Linked DNA regions of Homo sapiens: region 2 is linked to region 1. Evidence: chromatin loops called from intact Hi-C (ENCODE). Cell type or tissue: OCI-LY7. All regions are shown on one strand. Each heading gives the region's core, and the rest is flanking DNA. Links, peaks and the distances in the headings are about the cores only.

Evidence for each region. Peaks named below come from ENCODE experiments on the same cell type or tissue, not always from the same donor. Only the 100,000 strongest peaks of a DNase experiment are listed, where the experiment ranks them.
Region 2: a loop joins it to region 1, with 6 times the contacts of the local background. A loop is called at or near these places in 8 of 110 quality-filtered maps.

What each region holds. Positions count from the first base shown.
Region 1 is chr12:31,357,127-31,367,530 of GRCh38, forward strand. LINC02387 (long intergenic non-protein coding RNA 2387) reads right to left here. Exons shown (of 2, transcript NR_146469.1): 2 at 6,355-6,669. It overlaps LOC124903091 (U6 spliceosomal RNA), which reads left to right and starts at 9,138; the gene lies at 9,138-9,240. RefSeq lists an enhancer at 7,393-7,892. In OCI-LY7, for the core only: a CTCF peak has its summit at 6,190 (motif pointing left); DNase peaks (open chromatin) are centred at 5,805, 6,075 and 6,465; H3K4me3 peaks cover 928 bases; H3K27ac peaks cover 1,215 bases.
Region 2 is chr12:31,248,834-31,259,237 of GRCh38, forward strand. It overlaps the pseudogene MTCYBP26, the pseudogene RPL13AP22 and the pseudogene MREGP1. Among named protein-coding and RNA genes, the nearest start is that of FLJ13224, 70 kb to the right of the region's middle. RefSeq lists an enhancer at 3,576-4,115. In OCI-LY7, for the core only: CTCF peaks have their summits at 1,634, 3,031 (motif pointing right) and 3,254; no DNase peak of the experiment used is centred there.

The sequences.
Region 1 (10,404 bases), core at 1,279-9,278:
TAATGCATGAGCATGGCAGTGCTCCAAAAAAACTTTTTTTTTTGGAGACAGGGTCTTGCTCTGTCTCCCAGGCTGGAGTGCAGTTGTGAGACCATGGCCCACTGCAGTCTTGACCTCCTGGGCTCAAGCAATTCTCCTGCCTCAGGTCCCAGAATAGCTGGGACTACAGGCTGCGCCAGCACACCCCACTAAATTTTGTATTTTTAGTAGAGACAGGGTTCAGCCATGTTGCCCAGGCTGGTCTGGAGCTCCTGGGTTCAAGCAACCCACCCATCTCAGCCTCTCAAAGTGCTGGGATTATAGTCGTGAACCACTACGCCCGGCCATTTTTTTTTTCTTTTCAGATAGGATCTTGCTCTGTTTCTCCTGCTGGAATGCAGTGGCACAATCATGGCTCACTGTAGCCTCGACATCCCAGACTCAAGTAATTCACTTCAGCTTCCAGAGTAGGTGGGACAACAGGCGTGCCCACTGAGCCTGGCTAATTTTATTTTTGTAGAGATGGGGTCTCACTATGTTGCCAAGGCAGGACTTGAACTCCTGGGCTCAAGTAATTCTCCTGCCTGGGACTCCTGAAGTGCTGGGATTACAGGTGTGAGCCACTGCACCCTGCCTCCAATAAAACTTAATAAATACTAACAGTTACTTCCCCAAGCATTGAAAACTCTTCTACAACATGAGTTTTAATGATGGCATAACAGTCCATATAGATTTTCATGATTTATTTAACAAAGTCTTTAATGTTGGACATTTAGTTTCTCTTTATTTGCTTACCTCAATCGGTACTCATAATTATTTTGTAACAATTTCTTTTTTTTAGACGGAATCTCGCTCTGTCACCCAGGCTGGAGTGCATTGGCGAGATCTCAGCTCACTGGAACCTCTGCCTCCCGGGTACAAGCGATTCTCCTGCCTCAGCCTCCTGAACAGCTGGGACTACAGGTGCCCGCCACCACGCCCAGCTAATTTTTGTATTTTTAGTAGAGATGGGGTTTCACCATATTGGTCAGGCTGGTCTTGAACTCCTGACCTTGTGATCTGCCCGCCTCGGCCACCCAAAGTGCTGGGATTACAGGGGTGAGCCACCATGCCCAGCCTATAGAAATTATTTTTAAAGTCGGGATGAGAAAAAAAAAAAAAAGAAAAAAGAAAGTGGGGATAAGAAAAAGAAAAATTGCTCATAGACCATTTATTCAGAGATTATAACTGCCCTCCTCATTATTATATATGCTTTTCAGGCTTATGATTACCTTTATTATTTATTTATTTATTTATATTTTTTAGACAGAGTCTTGCTCTGTCATCACCCATGCTGGAGTGCAGTGGTGCGATCTCAGCTCACTGCAACCTCCACCTCCCAGGTTCAAGTGATTCTCCTGCCTCCGCCTCCCGAGTAGCTCACATTATAGGCACGTGCCACAATACCTAGCTAATTTTTGGTTTTGTGTGTGTGTGTGTGTGTGTGTTTGTTTTTGTTTTTTTTTTTTTTTGACGGAGTCTCGCTCTGTCGCCCAGGCTGTAGTGCAGTGGCATGATCTTGGCTCACTACAACCTCCACCTCTGGGGTTCAAGCAATTCTCCTGCCTCAGCCTCCTGAGTAGCTGGGATTATAGGCATGTGTCACCATGCATGGCTAATTTTTGTATTTTTAGTAGAGATGGGGTTTGACCATGTTGGTCAGGCTGGTCTCAAACTCCTGACCTCGTGATCGCCCACCTCGGCCTCCCAAAGTGCTGGGATTACAGGCATGAGCCACCACGCCCGGCCTAATTTTTGTATTTTTAATAGAGACAGGCTTTGCCATGTTGGCCAGGCTGTATTATCACCTTTAAATAAAGCTGGGGTTACACTGTACATCCTATATTGTAACCTGAATTTTCACTTCACCACAGTAATGAAGGTCTTCTCCCCTTCTGAGGTCCTAAACTTAGAATTGCTGGTCTCTGACTTCCATTATTCTAGTTTTACTTCTGTCTTCCCACTGTCTCACATCTACTCCCATAAGGGAGACCACACTGACCATCTGCTCCTCTTGGCATTATATTTCTTACTATAAAACTACACATTGGCACCTGGCTTGCACATCTGTCTCTTAGGAGTTTGGTTACTGTTAGCTCTGTGAGCCTGAGTGATCACCTCAACTATCCTAGCAAAATAGGAGAGTTGGGGCCCTCCAAAGCTGAGAATTTGGGCATTATGACCTAAATAAAGCAACACAATACTGTCTGAGCAACTAGTCAAACCCAACCAGCCTCCTTCTCTGACAACTTTATTTTGCTTTCTTTAAGTGCCATACCAATTATTATAAGTGATGACTAGTATTTATCATTTTAAATGGCAAACAACCCTAAATGGCTTGGTGGAGGGCAAGTTCAGACATTGTCCTGGAGACTGGCTGAGAGTAGAAGCCCCTCTGCAGTGTTCTTTGAAGTGCTGATTTTAGTTATATAAAATGCTAAATTGCCTCTCCCACTGTCAGAATAGCCTTTTATTTATTTATTTATTTATTTATTTATTTTTGAGACGGAGACTCGCTCTGTCCCCCAGGCTGGAGTGCAGTGGCACCATCTTGGCTCACAGCAAGCTCCGCTTCCCAAGTTCACACCATTCTCCTGCCTCAGCCTCCCAAGTAGCTGGGACTACAGGCGCCCGTCACCACGCCTGGCTAATTTTTTTTTTTTTTTTTGTATTTTTAGTAGAGACAGGGTTTCACCATGTTAGCCAGGATGGTCTTGATCTCCTGACCTCGTGATCCGCCCGCCTCAGCCTCCCAAAGTGCTGGGATTACAGGCGTGAGCCACTGTGCCCAGCCCAAAATAGCCTTTTATACCTCTTCCTGTTTATGTTATCAAGAAGTTAGTATGTAGACTTCAGAACTCAATTTTGATCTGCTCTTGATTAAACCTTGGTTTACAGAACTACGGTAGTTTTTCACATTGTAGAGAAAAAGTTGAACTATTTTAATAATGGATTTTCTGTGTGTATAGAAACTCCTACAATTGATTTAAATTTTTTTTTTTTTTGAGACAGATTCTTGCTTTGTCGCCCAGGCTGGAGTGATCTCGGCTCACTGCAACCTCCACCTCCTGGATTCAAGCAATTCTCCTGCCTCAGCCTCCCAAGTAGCTGGAATTACAGGCACCCGCCACCACACTAATTTTTGTAGTTTTTAGTAGAGATGGGGTTTCACCATGTTGCCCAAGGCTGGTGTCCAACTCCTGACCTCAAGTGATCTACCCTCCTCGGCCTCCCAAAGTGCTGGGATTACAGGCGTGAGCCACCACGCCCAACCTTGAGTTAAATTTCTAAAAATCTCAACATAATGTGTTTGGCTCCTCTTCTTATTATGCTTAGAGTTAGGCACTAGCACATACTAGACCTAAACTTGACTGATTTGAAAAGACCACTGAAATCCATGATTTGCTGCGGATCCTCTGTGTCTGCTGTGGCCAATATAAAGAAACTTGGATGCACTTAATTTATGAAGACAAGCTTTGTTGATCTGGAAGTTGAATGATAAATGTGAATCCAATGACGCCATACCCCTGCGGATAATGGCAGGCTGGATGTAGCATGTTAGCCGTCATATTCTGTGTGCTCCCTGCGATGTGGGCACTTCCCTTCCATCGTGGTGAGGCCAAAGCAAAGGCACAGAGACCTGAACACAAACATGAAAAACACCTTACCACCTGGGAGTCAGGGGCAGGTTCAGGCACATCCATTCCTCTGGCATTTGAGCAGCTGTTTTCCACAGCATTAACTCAGCACGGCAGGGTAAGTCAGATTAAAAACCAATAAAAGAGTAGTATCCTCATACCACCCTCAACGTCTTCCTGCTTCACCAAAAAACCAATAAAAGACTGAATGTGGCCCTTTATCAGCTAGACCTCAAAATCTTCTTTGCTTTCTATGCGTATTTCCAATAAAAAAGTACAAGGGTTGTTAAAAGTCCTTATTTATTTATTTATTTATTTATTTATTTATTTATTTATTTTTAGAACCAGGGTCTCACTCTGTTGCCCAGGCTGGAGTTCAGTGGTGCAGTCATAGCTCAGTGCAGCCTCCAACTCCTGAGCTCAAGTGATCCTCCCACTTCAGCCTCCAGAGAAGTTGGGACTACAGGTGCATGCTACCACGCCAGGCTAATGCTTTTGGTTTTTTAAGAGTTTTGTTGAGTCAGGGTCTTGCTATGTTGCCCAGGCTGGTCTCAAATTCCTAGCTTCAAGCAGTCCTCCTCCCTCAGCCTCCCAAAGGGTTGGTATTACAGGCATGAACCACTGTGCCTGGCCTTAAAGTCCTTTTGAAACACAAGACAAGAAACATTTGGCCGCGCACAGTGGCTCATGCCTGTAATCCCAGCACTTTGGGAGGCCAAGGCAGGTAGATCATGAGGTCAGGAGTTCAAGACCAGCCTGGCCAAGATGGTGAAACCCCATCTCTACTAAAAATACAAAAAATTAGCTGGGCATGGTGGCACGTGACTGTAATCCCAACTACTCAGAAGGCTGAGGCAGAGAATTGCTTAAAACCCAGGAGGTGGAGGTTGCAGTGAGCCAAGATCTCGCCACTGCACTCCAGCCTGGGCAACAGAGCAAGACTCTGTCTCGAAAAAATTAAAAATAAAAATACAAAAATTAGCTGGGCATAGTGGCACGTGCCTGTCATCCCACCTACTCAGGAGGCTGGGGCAGGCGAATCGCTTGAACCCGGGAGGCGGAGGTTGCGGTGAGCCAAGATCGCGCCATTGCACGCCAGCCTGGGCAACAGAGCGAAACTCAGTCTCAAAAAAAAAAAAAAAGGAAACATTTATTGAACACCTAGTACATTCCATGCACTGTAGTGTGTGTGGTTTTATTTAATTTCATCTCTGCCCAACCCTGGGAAACGGTCTATTAGCAGACGCAGAGGATAAGGCACAGGACGATCAGGTAACACACCCAGGGCCAAATATCATAAATGGCAGAATTCAAATTAAAGCCACCTTCCAAGCCATGTCCCTCCCATCGTCACAATACTGCATGTCTACAGCACAGTTGATGGGCATAACCCTTCTTAGCAACAGCAAGCAGCTGAGCAGAAAGTAATTGCAGGAGGCAGAGCCAAGAGGAAAACTGCTGAGAGTGCTGACGGTAGGTGGAGAGAACAGAAGCACACACCGTAGGGTGCAATCTTAGTGAGCTTTGTTTTCCTTCAATAGAGGTGAGTTCAGACCCAGGCATGTCTCTCCAACATTCATTTCCCCTGCTTCGGCACCATAGACTTGAAGGATTGGACTCAGGAGTTGGGGAGGACACGGGGGAAGTTGCTTTCCTGGTGCTGAGGCCCCCGGCCACCGTGGTAGTGTACAGCAAGTACAGGGTAACAGAAGGGCCAGCAGGAGGACACGGCGCAATGGTGTACCGAGGGACAGGAGAGTGAATCAGAGCCACAGGACAGAGCTCCACCTGTTTCCAGGGAAGTGCATGGGGGGCTCCCGGAAGCCAAAGGCAGCGCCCAGAGGCAGTGTGAAGAGGCCTTCCTCAGACCTCAGGGTTTCGGCAGGGATAGTGGGTGACCTGTGTGCTGGCTCTCCAGAAACTGAAAGCAGCAAGAGACACTTGGGCTCCTTTTTTAGTTTTTCTGGTTTGTTTTGTTTTGTTTTTTTGCAGGCACTCGGTGGTTAGCTGGAAATAAAGGTGGAGGAACTGGGCAGTTCAAAGGCAGAGACGGCTTCCCCCACCCCCACCTCACCTCCCCTTTCATTCAGAAAAGCCACAAAAGCGTGGCCCCAGGGTGTGTGTGAAAGGAGGGAGGAGTGACTCCACCTAGCTCCTCTGGAGTAAAGAGAGGCTGTGGGCCTGGTGTCGTGCGTGCATGCCTGCATGTGCCTGTGTGTGTGCATGCTTGCCTGGTGCTCAAGGGTCAGGGGAAGCTGGCTGAGAAGACTGAGGAGATGGAGGGAGGTGGAGGGAAGTGTAATAGAAGGAGGTGGAGGAAGGTGGCTGCCATAGAGCTTTGGCTCTGGCTGGCCTGAGTCTCTTCCTGAAGTTGCAGCTGCACTTTGGGGCCAGGCGCTGTTGACACTGTGGGTATAAACATGTGGCCAGCAGCAGAATAGAGACTCAGAGTCTTGAGAAAGAAAGTGGTGACTTCCCACTCCTCCTTCCTTCTTTCCTGTACAGAGTCTGCCATCTGGGGGCAGAGATATGGGCAAGCCCTCATTATAATACTAGCAGTGAAGGGCTGGGCATGACAGGTGGAAACACCACTGACTCTAGAACTCAGAGCATGGAATTTGGTATGGTGGCAGGCAGGGGTCCAGAGGTAGTATTTGTTATCTATTGCTGTGTAACGAATTAGCTTAAGGTATAGCAGTTCAAGAGAAGAAATGTTTATTATCTCACAATTTCTTTGGGTCAGAAATACAGGTGTGGTTTAGCTGAATGCTTTCTGGCTGAAGGTGTTTCAGGACGTTACAGTCATGCCACCAGCTGGGGCTGCCAACTCATCTGAAGGCTCAACACAGGGGGACCGGAGTCCAAGCTCCCTCACATGGTCACCAGCAGGATTCAGTTCCTCGAAGGCTGTCATTTAGAGGCCTCCCTCCGTCCCTCCTTACAGGTCCTTCTCACAGGGCACTTCGTGACATGGCAGCTGACTTTCTGGGGACCATCCAAGTGAGAAAGAGCCCTTAGAAAGAAGTGACAGTCTTTATATAACCTAATCTCAGAAGTGACAACTCATCCCTTCTACAAGGTTCTATTATTCAAAATTGCATCTGTAAATCCAGCTCACTCAAGGGAAAGGGATTACTAGGAGATAGGGGTCACTGGGGGCCATTCTAGAGGCTCCCTGTCACAGCATCCAAGCTGAGACCTACAGAATGACAGGAGTTCACCAGGCAGGGAGGCAGGAGGGAGTTGGGGGACGGCAGGTGCAGTGAACCATGGTTGTAACTCAGTATGGCTGCACAGAGAGCACTGCCTGAGGGTGAGCAGTGCTGTGGAGAGGCCAGCAGGGCCCAGAACTTGTACCATCTTTTAACCCAGGTTTGTAAGGGTGGACTTTATCCTGCAAGCATGAAGATCCTAAAGCTTGAGGCTAACGGTTAAGATTTGGCTTTAGAAAGATTACACTGCTGGCCCAGCTCAGTGGCTCACGCCTGTAATCCCAGCATTTTGGGAGGCTGAGGTGGGCGGATCACCTGAGGTCAGGAGTTCGAGACCAGCCTGGCCAACATGGTGAAACCCTGGTTCTCCTAAAAATACAAAAAAATTAGCTGGGCATGGTGGTGGGTGCTTGTAATCCCAGCTATGCGGGAGGCTGAGGCAGGAGAATCGCCTGAACCCGGGAGGTGGAGGAGGTTGCAGTGAGCCAAGATGGCACCGCTGCACTCCAGCCTGGGTGACAGAGTGAGACTGTATCTGAAAGAAAGGAAAGGGAAAAAAAAGAAAGAAAAAAAAAAGAAAAGAAAAGAAGGAAGGTTATCACTGCTGTGGGGAGAATGGATTGAAGAGAGTAAAAGAGCAGAGGAAGGCCAGCTGGCGGGTGCGGCAGGTGGGGGGATTGAACTGAGGTGCTGGAGAGGCTGAATGGCTGGCAGCAGCGCTGCTGCAGAGCTGGCGTCCCTGGGTGTAGGAACTGACTGCTTATGTCCGTCTTCCTCCTCTGGAACATAAGCTCAATGAGGACAGGGATTCTTGTTTGTAGTCTCTGGTATCCCCAGCGTTTAGGACAGTGGCACTAGATGAATGACTAGGACACCCCAAGGTTTCTGGCTTGAGTAACTGGGTGGAGCTATTCTCTAAGCTGTGAGGCACAGAGGGCAAACATGGACAGAAACTTAATATTTGAGAAATACTGAGTTTGAGGTGCTTTGTAGGCCATCTGAGAATAAATGCCTCGTAGGCAGTTGACATGCGGGGATCTGGAAAGCCTCTTAAAGAAATGGTGAGAGATGGAGACTTGAAAATCCAAGCACCTAGACGCCCGTGATGGGAGTAGTTAACATGGCCCTGGGACCCTTTCCCAGAGTTTCTAGGACACCTTACGCAGCAACAGTGCTTGCTTTGAAAGATAGTAAAGGAAGAAAGTCTTGCCAATTGTCATTCACAAAAGAAAGTCAAAAATATGTTGCCAGAGAGGACAGGAGAAAGCCAGGAATCACGGGAAGCCAGAAGAGAGCTTCGAGTACTATGAGAACAGCACAGTAGGTTAGGTAAGGACTGAAAGGAGGCCGGTGAGTTGAAGCCCACTGTGGGTGGGGAGGAAGGAGAAAAGGAATGTTTTCCAGAAATGCAAAGCATTACTTAATATTTATTTTATTTTATTTTTTTGAGATGGAGTCTGGCTCTGTTGCCCAGGCTGGAGTGCAGTGGCACGATCTCTGCTCACTGCAACCTCTGCCTCCCGGGTTCAAGTGATTCTCCTGCCTCAGCCTCCAGAGTAGCTGGGATTACAGGCGCCCACCAACATGGCTGGCTAATTTTTGTATTTTTAGTAGAGATGGGGTTTCACCGTATTAGCCAGGCTGGTCTCGAACTCCTGACCTTGTGATCCACCTGCCTCAGCCTCCCAAAGTGCTGGGATTACAGGCGTGAGCCACCATACCCGGCCTATTTTATATTATATTTATTTTATTTTATATTTTTTGCTCTGTTGCTCAGGCCGAAGTGCAGTGGTACAATCATGGCTCACTACAGCCTCCACCTCCTGATTCTCAAGCAATCCTCCCACCCCAGCCTCCCAGAGTGCTGAGATTACAGGTGTGAGCCACCACACCTGGCCTCCATTACTTAAAAATGTTTTAAAGGCTGGACACAGTGGCTCACGCCTCTAATCCCAGCACTTTGGGAGGCTGAGGCAGGAGGATCACCTGCAGTCAGGAGTTTGAGAGCAGCCTGGCCAGCATGGTGAAACCCCGTCTCTACTAAAAAATACAAAAATTAGCTGGGCGTGGTGGTGGGTGCCTGTAAACCCAGCTACTTGGGAGGCTGAGTCTGGAGAATTGTTTGAACCTGGGAGGCAGAGGTTGCAATGAGTGGAGATCATGCCATTGCACTCCAGCCTGGGCAACAGAGTGAAACTCCGCCTCAAAAAAAAAAAAAATTAAAACTGTCACTTCCAAACACCATTAAAAAACAAAGTGCCTGATTCGGCCGTACATGTACTAAAATTGGAACACTGGAACGGTAACAGAGAAGATTAGCATGGCTCCTGCACAAAGATGACACGCAAATTCATCAAGCATTCCTTTTTTTTTTTTTTTTGGAGACAGTGTTTCACTCCTATCACCAAGGCTGGACTACAGTGGCGTGATCTCAGCTCACTGCAACCTCCACCTCCCGGGCTCAATGGATTCTTCTGCCTCAGCCTCTGGAGTAGCTGGGACTATAGGCATGCACCACTGTGCCCGGCTAATTTTTGTATTTTTGGTAGAGACGGGGTTTCACTATGTTACCCAGGCTGGTTTCAAACTACTGAGCTCAAGCGATCCACCCGCCTCAGTCTCCTAAAGTGCTGGGATTACAGGCGCGAGCCACTGTGCCCAGCCTCATACTTTTTATATTCATTTTGAAAAAAACCAAACATACAAAATATAGATAAGCATTTAGATCACAAGTTCCCCAAACTGGTCTTTGTAGCAGCAATTTAGGAATCACCTGGGTGGTTTTTAAAAATACATATTCTGCCGGGCACGGTGGCTCACTTTGGGAGGCCGAGGCGGGCGGATCATGAGGTCAGGAGATCGAGACCATCCTGGCCAACACGGTGAAACCCCATCTCTACTAAAAATACAAAAAAATTAGCCGGGCATGGTGGCGGGCGCCTGTAATCCCAGCTACTCGGGAGACTGAGGCAGGAGAATGTCATGAATCCAGGAGGCAGAGCTTGCAGTGAGCGGAGATCGAGCCACTGCACTCCAGCCTGGGCGACAAGTGAGACTCTGTCTCAAAAAAACAAAACAAAACAAAAAAAAACCAGATTCTGGGTTTGCCCCAATTCCATAAAATTAACCTCTCAAGGGTGAAGCAGGAGAAACTATTTTTTAATGTGCCAAGTGACTTTGAAGTGTGACAAGCTTTTTAAACATTTTATTTGGAGTTTTCTGCTTTTATTATTTTTAATTGACACATAATAATTGTATATATTTATGCGGTACCATGTGAGATTTTGATATAGGCATACAATGTGTAATGATCTAATCAGGGTAATTAACATATCCATCACCTCAAAGAGTTTTGACATCACTCATTTAAACCTCTAAGAAATACTTTTCAGCTGGGCGCAGTAGCTCACGCCTGTAACCCCAGCACTTTGGGAGGCCGAGGCGGGTGGATCACCTGAGGTCAGGAGTTCGAAACCAGCCTGACCAACATGGAGAAACCCCATCTCTACTAAAAATACAAAATTAGCCAGGCATGG
Region 2 (10,404 bases), core at 1,508-9,507, 110 kb before region 1:
CATTTAATCTTGCCTTTCATTATTACAGCCCTAGTAGCCATTCACCTGTTATTCCTACATGAAAAGGGATCTATTAACCCCTCAGGAATTTCATCAGATTCTGACAAAATCCCTTTTCACCCTTATTACACAATTAAAGATATTCTTTATTACACAATTAAATATATTACACAATTTATTACACAATTAAAGATATTCTTTATTACACAATTAAATATATTATTCTTATTACACAATTAAAGATATTAATTCTACTTCTCTTGCTCTTATCAATTCTGCTGACCTCCTAGGAGACCCTCACAACTACACCCCAGCAAACCCCCTCAGCACTCCACCCCACATCAAACCAGAGTGGTACTCTTTATTCGCCTACGCAATTCTACAGTCCATCCCAAACAAACTAGGGTTTTCTTGCAAGACAGGATCCTCCATATGACCTTCAAATAAGCCAGAGGCTCTAGCCTTTACCAGAGAGGAGTGGGTCACTTCTGCAGGCCCACAGGTCCAGCGGGACCTGATGATTCAAGATTTTTTAGTGCTTGGACCAAGTGTCCCCATCCAAAGTCTCAGAATCTTACTGCTTCCAAATCAGCACCCTGACCTACATATAGCAGAACTGGCTGGAGTTGAGAATTAAGAATTCAACAATTTCTGGAACTTTGCTATTCATATAAGTCCTTAGCTGTACGGCCCTTAGGCAACCGGAGATGAGATTCTATTTATATACAGCCAAGTTCTGGCTTCATACTTCCCCTCACATGGTTAAGTAACCAACCGAGGCAGTCATTGTCTTTCTCCAATGCATGCATAGCCTCCAACAACAGTCATCTAATTCCAAAATTCTTGTATTTACTTAATTTCCCCTGAAACTCTCAACCTCCTATATGTGTCACTTGCCAGCCTATCCCCTTCTACCAGTTTCGTGTCCCAGTTTGCCACCTGTAAACATGTGAACACTGGCACTGGCATGGATGCCTGGGGCAACTAGCGCTTCACCTATGATGGGGGCTAGCGCTCTACCAGTGATGGGGGCCTTATTACAGCCAGCCAGGTGCAGCAACAACATCCTATTTTAGAGTCAGTTCCTAGGACCACATCCAGTACCAGCTGTCACAGGTGGAGTTCACTGGGAAACACACTCTGAGACACCGAGATTTCTATACAGAAGTTATTGGAGAGTAATCGCAGAAATAGCACCTGTAAGTGTTGAAAGACAAAGAATTTGGCAGATAGAAAAGTCGAGCTGAGCCTCAGTGGGTCCATGGAGAGCTCTGGATCTGGGATGGCCCTTCTGAGATATTGCAAACTGAGGCATGGTGGACAAGTCTTGGTACCTCACAGGAACCAGTCATTGGATGTGCACGGTCCCTAGGGAGGGAGCTTAATCTTGGGCAGTGTCTTTCTTTGGCTAAAAGCAACACTGGGAAAGCAGCACAGGTGAGAGGTGCCAGGCAGCGGCTCCCCCAGCGGCTGGAGAATGAGCAGTGCCTCAGTCCTGGAGGGGAATCCGGGCAGCACCCACAGCATCCACAATGCCCTGCAGCACTGGGAGCAGCCCTCACCTTTCTGAGACTGTTTCTTGACCTGCAAAATAAGGGAACACAGTTGGTTCTTGAGCAGTGTGGCGGCTAGGGGGCACTCCCAAAAAACCTAAGAACCTATTGTTGACCAGAAGCCTTCCCACAGAAACAGTCGATTAACACATATTTTGTATGTGGTGGGTATTATATCCTGTATCTTTACAATAAAGTAAGCTAGAGAAAAGGAAATTATAAAGAAGAAAATATACATTTACGCTGGGCACGGTGGCTCACGTCTGTAATCCCAGCACTTTGGGAGGCCAAGGCGGGTGGATCGCCTGAGGTCAGGAGTTCGAGACCAGCCTGGCCAACATGGTGAAACCCCATCTCTACTAAACGTGCAAAAATTAGCCAGGTGTGGTAAGCGCCTGTAATCCCAGCTACTCGTGAGGCTGAGGCAGGAGAATCGCTTGAACCCGGGAAGCAGAAGTTGCAATGAGTTGAGATCATGGCACTGCACTCCAGCCTGGGCAACAGAGACTCTGTCTCAAAAAAAAAAAAAAAAAGAAAAAAATAGAAAATATATATTTACTATTCATTACATGGAAGTAGATCATCATAAAGGTCTTCATCTTCATCATCTTCACATTGAGTAGGCTGAGGAGGAGGAAGAGGAAGACGAGGAGTTGGTCTTGCTGTCTCGAGGTAGTAGAGGTGGAAGAGGTGGAGGAGGTGGAAGGGGAGGCAGGCGAGGCAGGCACACTCGGGGTAACATTTGTTGGAAAAAATCCGCACAGCCTAGGCAACAATGCAAAACCTCTCTATAAACGATAGAAAAATTAGCTGGGTGTGGTGGTGTGCACCTGTAGTCCCAGCTACTGGAGAGGTTGAGGCAGGAGGATCACTTCAACCCGGAAGGTCAAGGCTTCAGTAAGCCATGATCACGCCACTGCACACCAGCGAAGGTGACAAAGGGAGATCCTGTCTCAAAAAAAGAAAAGAGAAAAACTCCGTGTAAAAGTAGACCCACACAGTTCAAACTCATGTTGTTCAAGAGTCGACTGAAATAGCTACCTCAAAGATGTCCAAAAAAGCAAATGCAAAAACAAATGCAAGCAATTTGTGAACTGTTAACAAGGTTATTCTTCTCATCCTAAAGTCTGGAGCAATCTCATCACCATCTTTCTATTATGCCCCACACCCACTTCTCGTCTCAAGAAGTCAGTATTTTACTTTTCTACCAGGATTTAGCTTTACTGTCCACTTTACTGCTTCTCCAAAAAGTTGCAGTGATGATGTTGAGAAGTGACTAATTCATTAGGTATATCTTTATTTTTCACCATAAATTAATTTCTAAAATAGGCTCTATAATTACCAAAACTCTTCTAGTCTATAATTGGGGGTTCTATAAAACATAAAATTACAGGATTTATAGTTCTTTAAAATGGAAAAGTGCTCTCAAAAAATGTTACTAGTTCAAAGGAGATTCATAAATGAATCATGTAATTTTAAGCAATTCTCACTAGATGGAGCTAGTTACAAATAAATACTTTTTTAATATTTTTCTTCTTTATTTTTAATTTTTTATTTTTATTTATTTTTTATTTTTTGAGGAATTAACAGTCTTTATTGGGCTCAGATCAGGAGGCCGTGGGTCTTGAGGACCTCTGTGTATTTGTCAATTTTCTTCTCCACGTTCTTCTCGGCCTGTTTCCGTAGCCTCATGAGCTGTTTCTTCTTCCCGTAGTGGATCTTGGCTTTCTCTTTCCTCTTCTCCTCCAGGGTGGCTGTCCCTGCCTGGTACTTCCAGCCAAACTCGTGAGCCAGGCGCCCCAGATAGGCAAACTTTCTTGTAGGCTTCAGACGCACAACCTTGAGGGCAACAGGAACCACCATCCGCTTTTTCTTGTCGTAGGGCGGTGGGATGCCATCAAACACCTTGAGGCGGTCCAGAGCGGCCTGGCCTCGCTTGGTCTTGTGGGGCAGCATACCTCGCACGGTCCGCCAGAAGATGCGGCTGGGGGCCCGGAAGTGGTAGGAGCCTCGGTAAGAGTTGGTGTTCATCCGCTTGCGGAGGAAAGCGAGGTACTTCAACTTGTTTCTGTAGAAATTGCCAGAAATGTTGATGCCTTCGCAGCGTACGACCACCACCTTCCGGCCCAGCAGTACCTGTTTACCACGATGGCCGCCAGGCGGCCCAGGAGATGGCCTCGACCATCAAGCACCAGGACCTGCACCTCTGCCGTCTTCGCCAGCCGCTTGGGAAAGGCTTTTCTTCTCTTTAATACAGGAATATTTTAATTCCTTGTAAGGAAAATTTCCTGGATAATTCCATGTATTTTAATAATCACAGAGATAGTCTTATTCTTACTCATTCATTACCAAAAATAAAGACTTCAGTAACAATTTATACTCCATAGAGTATACGATCTCATCTATTTTGACATCCAAAAAAAAAAGGCAGAAAGACAAAACGCAAATTCTGAGGCAGAAATTAAGAAAATATAATTCTTATTTTTTATTTAATTTATTGTTTGTTCCGCTGTTTGAATGTTTATCTTCCAGGAGCCTACAGAAGTGAGGGAAAGTATCTGCAGGCTAATTTTAAATAACACGAGACAGAGATTAAACATTAAATATAAAAAAAAAACCTTTTAGCTTACTTATTAAACTAGGAAGAATTTTCCTTAAACACATCACTCAAATTGGTCTGCAATGCATCAATAAATGGAGAACATAGATCTCACCTAGGAAATATTTTATACATTGTGGACACTACAAAAAAGCTCATCAGAATATAAAAATTTTCAAGTCACAATCCCCTAAGCAGACTAAAAACAAGTTAGCGTTTAACCTGAAATCAGAAGTGCAAACTCTGTAAAAATAAAAATATTGCCATTGTTCTCAGCAATCTATGAATAAATCCTACAACTCCTTAAAGTCTTTTCAATAAAATGAACCATGATCTCTTGACAAACTCCTTGCTTAAATGGCAGGTAACTTTTGAAGCTGGACTTCTCAATCTGTCAAGAGAAGCAAGCTGCATTGGCAGCATTGCTCGCTTTTGAAAATCACCTTCTGAACAGAAGGTCCAGCAAAGACCTTCAATGCAACACTCCCTGTATATGTGCAAGTCTGCATGAGACGTCCTCCCGCAGGTGCAACTCCCAGCCAATGAACCAGAAACAGATGAAAGACAAAAGGGGAAAGTCGAGGTCAAATGTTTCAGTTTACCCATGCTATCCCAGATAAAATGCCAAGGGCTTTTGGAATAAAATGGACAATATGCAAAGATGAGGTGACCAGATGTCAATAATGTTGGGAATTTAAAATGCATGTACCACACATGAACACAATTCTTTAAATGCAGCTGCAGGAAGTTCCGTTTGGGGGTCATCCTCTTTGAAACTCCCTTCTGGGCAGTACTGCTTGTCATTTCTATCATCTGATACATCTATACTTCCAAATAATCCTAACTGATACTCAAAGTGATGCCTTGACACCCTCTGAGGTTCTACAGGCTCTTCCAAATCAAAGAGAGGTCACATCATGCATAGTATTATTTGGGGGTTAGCATACGTTTTATAATAATTATGTTAAAATTGGTAATCCCTTTTTGGGTTCAATGATAGCTCTATTAATTATATTGTCTTGTTAACTGAAATATTCCACTCTGTCAATGGGATTAATGGTTGGAGATTATGATACAACCAAAACCAAAGCTGGGCAATGGGCTCTTGGACTGGAATCACCCATTATGAACTATCCATCTGACCAACTCTTTAACTTTCTTCCTAAACGTCAGATCACCAGGGCGTTTCAGTGCAGCCTGCACAATTCAGAGAGTAGGGTCCAGATTAAAGACCTTACATTTTTGTAGAATTCAGAATCATTTTTCATTCAGCAAGCCCTCTATTTGCTCACTCTCTTCTACATGTAATTGTTCAACTTTGGTTGACTGTCGAGTCCTCATGGAAGAATTCCCATTCTGCCACTGAGCCTCTCTGTTAGGGACTTGAAAATGGAAGGTAGTGCAGTTCTTTCTGACCATCTGCCAGGCAAGGAGCCCCGGGCTTCTAGGGGTAAGTTCGTCCCTTTTCCCAAGTCTTTCACTTTGCACTCTTCATTCAGAGTTAAATGGCATAAAACTCGGATTTTCAAAGCCAGTTGATTTAATCTGAGACACATAAGACTAGGATCAAATAAGTGAAGTAAATGATTCAAATGCAATGACTTCTGTTGTTGCATTCTGTTGTTGCATAGAAGAATCTAAAATTCTTCTATGGCCTAATTTTCAGAAACTATTTTAGGACAAAAAAGAACCAAAAAAAAGTTCTACTAAAAAAAATAAAGAGACAGACTAGTAATTTGCTTGGTCAGAGCTTCTTTTTAAAAAAATAAAATAATATTAAGTCAAAGAGGAAAACAAATATAACATCAAACTATTTGCAAAATAATGAAAATTGGCTGGGGGCAGTGGCTTACTTTGGGAGGCTGAGGCAGGTGAATCACCTGAGACAAGAGTTCAAGACCGGCCTAGGCAACATAGTAGGACCTCATCTCTACAAAAAATACAAAAAATTCATGGGACATGGTGGTACACACCTGTAGTCCCAGCTACTAAAGAGGCTGAGGTGGAAAGACCACTTGAGCCTGGGAAGTTGAGGCTGCAGTGAGCAATGAGTATGCCACTGCAGTCCAGCCATGTCTCAAAAACATCACAATAATAATGAAAATGAGAACAATGCATAGAAAACTTAGTTTAGGGGTTGTACAAGCTACAGCGTAACTCATAACCTTAAATGTTTTTCTTCTTAGAAAAAATCTAACTCTTCAACTCAAAAAATTAGAATAGCTAAAACGAATCTAAGAAAAGAGAAAAGGAAAATAAATTTAAAGAAAATAAAAACAGTAAAAATGATAAACCCAATAGCAGATGTTTTGGGGGGGAATACAAATGAAATAAGCATCTTTCTGTCAAATTCATTCTACAATACACACACACACACACACACACACACACACACACACACACACGAAAAAAAAACCATAAGTAAAATAAGAAATCAGCAACAGTCTGGAAATTTTTAATGATAAAATAACAATTATTCGTATATGCAGATAAAACAGAAATCTCAGTAAACTAGATGATTAACATAAAGATATAATGGCCAAAATTGACTCAACAAGTTGAAAACCTAAAACTTATGGTGAAAGAAGAAAGTATTTAAGTTATCAAAGAAATATTTGTTAGACATTTCCCAGGCTCAGATAGTTTTACTGTTTAATTATTTTAAACTTTCCATAGCTAGACAAAAATACACAAAAATATGAAGACTAATTTATGGGCCAAATATTGTTTATGCAGCAGAACTCATCTACATCACATAATTCCCTCTTTCTTCCATTTATTCTTAGAAGTCTGCCTCTAACCTGCCTCTGATAGAACACTTGATTGGATTTTTCATTTCTTTGCCTCTTAGAATATTAAAATGTTTTTTTCTGGCCAGCTCCACAAAACTCTGATTTTGATGAAATTTTGCCTTCTCTCATATTTTTTAGTGACAGGCCACCCAACTCTTAAACATTTGATTGCATTCTGGAAAGCTCTGTGGCTCTGAGAGACCATGAGATCTCCTTCCTTACTTCCTTCCTTCTTTCCTTCCTTCCTTCCTTCCTTCTTTCCTTCCTTCCTTCCTTCTTTCTTTCTCTCTCTCTCCTTTCTTTCTTCTCTTTCTTTCCTTCTTTCTTTCTTTCCTTCCTTCCTTCCTTGCTTCCTTCTTTCTTTCTTTCTTTCTTTCTTTCTTTCTTTCTTTCTTTCTTTCTCTCTCTCTCTCTCTCTCTCTCTCTCTCTCTTTCTTTCTTTCTTTCTTTCTTTCTTTCTTTCTTTCTTTCTTTTTCTTTCCTGACAGAGTCTCATCCTATTGCCCAGGCTGGAGTGCAGTGGCCCAATCACAGCTCACTGCAGTCTCAACCTCCTGGGCTGAAACAATCCTCCCTCCTCAGCCTCCTGAGTAGCTGGGACTACAGGCATGCACCACACCCTGCTAATTTTTTTTGTATTTTTTTTAGAGATGGGGTTTTGCAATGTTGCCCAGGCTGAAAGATCATATTTCTTAAAGTCATTCTACTAACTAGTCCTTCCAGTTATTACAAATTATAAATCTGCAATAATTAAAATGGAGTCATATTGACAAGAATAGCTTTCAGTGAAATAGAATAGAGAGCACAGAAAGTCACAAGATTTTAAAACAACTCAACATATAATAATTACCAATCAACAGGAAAGAATGAAATTGTTCTATTTATTGCATAAATAGCATTGTAGAAATTGGCTTGCTATTTGGTGATAAAATAAATAATAAGTCGGGTATGGTGGTGCACGCTTGTATTCCCAGCTACTCGGTAGCTGAGGCAGGAGGATCGCTTGAGCCTAGGAATTCAAGGCTGTAGTGCACCATGATCACACCTGTGAATAGTCGCTGCAGTCTAGCCTAGACAATATAGTAAGACTCTGTCTCTAAAGATAAATAAATAAATCCCAGCCGAATTAGAGATCCAAATATAAAATAAAACCAAAAACTATATCATAAGCATTTATCTTCTCTTCAAATGAAAGCACGTTCCAAGCTTAAACACAAAAGAAGATACCATAATCCACTGAACTGCATAAAAATTTAAAACACCTACATATAATCATGACACCAAAAAGCAACAACCAATTGGAAAACAATATTTATAACAAACATGACAAATGATTAATGCCTTTTATATATAAACAGCTTATGCAAATCACTAAGAAAAACACTAAGACCCCAATAGAAAGTTGAGCAAATTATATGTAAAGAGGTTTCCCAGAAGAGGAAATATAAAAAGAAACATGAAAAAAAAATTAACCTCAATAGGAAACAAATAAAAGCAAAACTTTTAAATGGCAAAATGCCCTACTTTTTCTATGAAATTATAAAGGTTACAAATATAAATACTCAATGGTAATGAAGGTACAATACTATAAACATTCTCACATACTACTTTTTTTTCTTTCTTTCTTTCTTTTTTTGAGACAGGGTCTTGCTGTGTCACCCAGGCACAATCACAGCTAACTGCAGCCTTGACCTCCCACCTCAGCCTCCCAAGTAGCTAGGACTGTAGATGTGTGCCACCACGCCTGGCTAATTTTTTTATTTTTTGTATAGATGTGGCCTCACTATGTTGCCCAGGCTGGTCTTGAACTCCTGGGCTCTAGCAATCCTCTTCCCTTGGCTTCGCAAAGTGCTGGGATTACAGGCATGACTATAATAGACATACTTCTATAAGAGTTAATTAGTATAACATTTCTGGAAAGCCTTTTAACACTATCAAGCATGTTTAAATACTCTACCTTTTAACCCAGTTTATCTATGTATTACTAATATATTGCTACATAATAAAGAACCCTAATATTTAGCAATTTAAATATTTTAAAGAACCATAACATTTATTATCTCACATAGTTTCTACTAGACAGGAATCTGGGAGCATCTTGGCCTAGACGGTTCTGGCTCAGGGTTTTTCATGAGGTTTCATTCCACCTGGTGGCCAGGGCTTCGGCGGTCTGAAGGCTTAGCCAGGGCTGGAAGATCTACTCCCAAGGCAGCTCATTCACATAGTAGTTGGCGGAGGCCTCAGGTCCTCACCACATGGACCTCTCCAGAGGAATGCTGAAGTCTTCTGCCAGAACAAGTGAACCAGCACAGAGAGATCAAGGAGAAAGCCACAATGGCTGGCCGCAGAAATCACACTTCATCATTTTTGCAATATCATACTGGTATTACAAAAAAGCTCCGTTCAGTGGGAAGTGGGAATAGGGGTGGGCTCAGGTGGTGGTACTTACACAACAGCAGTAATAACAGAAAAGGGGACCATATTGTTAGAGGCTGGTCAACAGAATCTCTTTGTAGGAATCTAATTTAACCAAATAATCTGAAATGCAGATAAAACTTTATGCATTAAGATATTCATTATAATAATATTTGTAATAGTAATAATTTGTAAACAATACTCAGTAATGGAGCTGGTTAAGTAAATCATGGCACATCTCTCCAATATTCAATTGTATTCTATATTGCCTCTTATACAATCACATCAAAAATACATGTCATTTTCATATTTCCATATATACTTATATGTGTAGAAAAAGGATGAGAAGAAAATGGACTAAATATTAATGACTACTACCTCTGGGTGATGGAATAATTACTTATTATTTACTTTTCATGCTTTTCTCCATTTTTAAACTTTTCTAAAATAGGTGTATATTACATAGATAATTAGAAATAATTCTTTCAAGGAATTATAAATACCGTTGAGACATTGTGCCTATAGTCTAATGGTAAGAAGAAAGAAAACAACAGAAAAACTCACTGATCTTGGGAGAGTGTTACCAAAATTATTTCATTTTTCAGTCCAACAAATTGCAAAGTCATTGTGAAGAAGGTGTAACCTATTAATCTGTATGTATTATGTACACGAGTTAAAAAACAGAATGACAGTTGGGCGCGGTGGCTCATGCCTGTAATCCCAGCGCTTTGGGAGGCCAAGGCAGGTGGGTCACTCGAAGTTGGGAGTTCGAGACCAGCCTGGCCAACATGGCAAAACCCCGTTTCTACCAAAAACCACAAAAATTAGGTGGGTATATTGGCACATGCCTATAGGCCCAGCTATTCAAGAAGCCGAGCGTGAGAATCACTTGAACCCAAGAGGCAGAGGTTGCAGTGAGCCGAGATTGACCCACTGCACTGCTGCCTGGGCGACAGAACAAGACTCTGTCTCAGAAAAAAAAAAAACAGAATGACAACAGATATTTTCAGAGTATCTTGTAGTTTACAAAGCACATTCACATAGT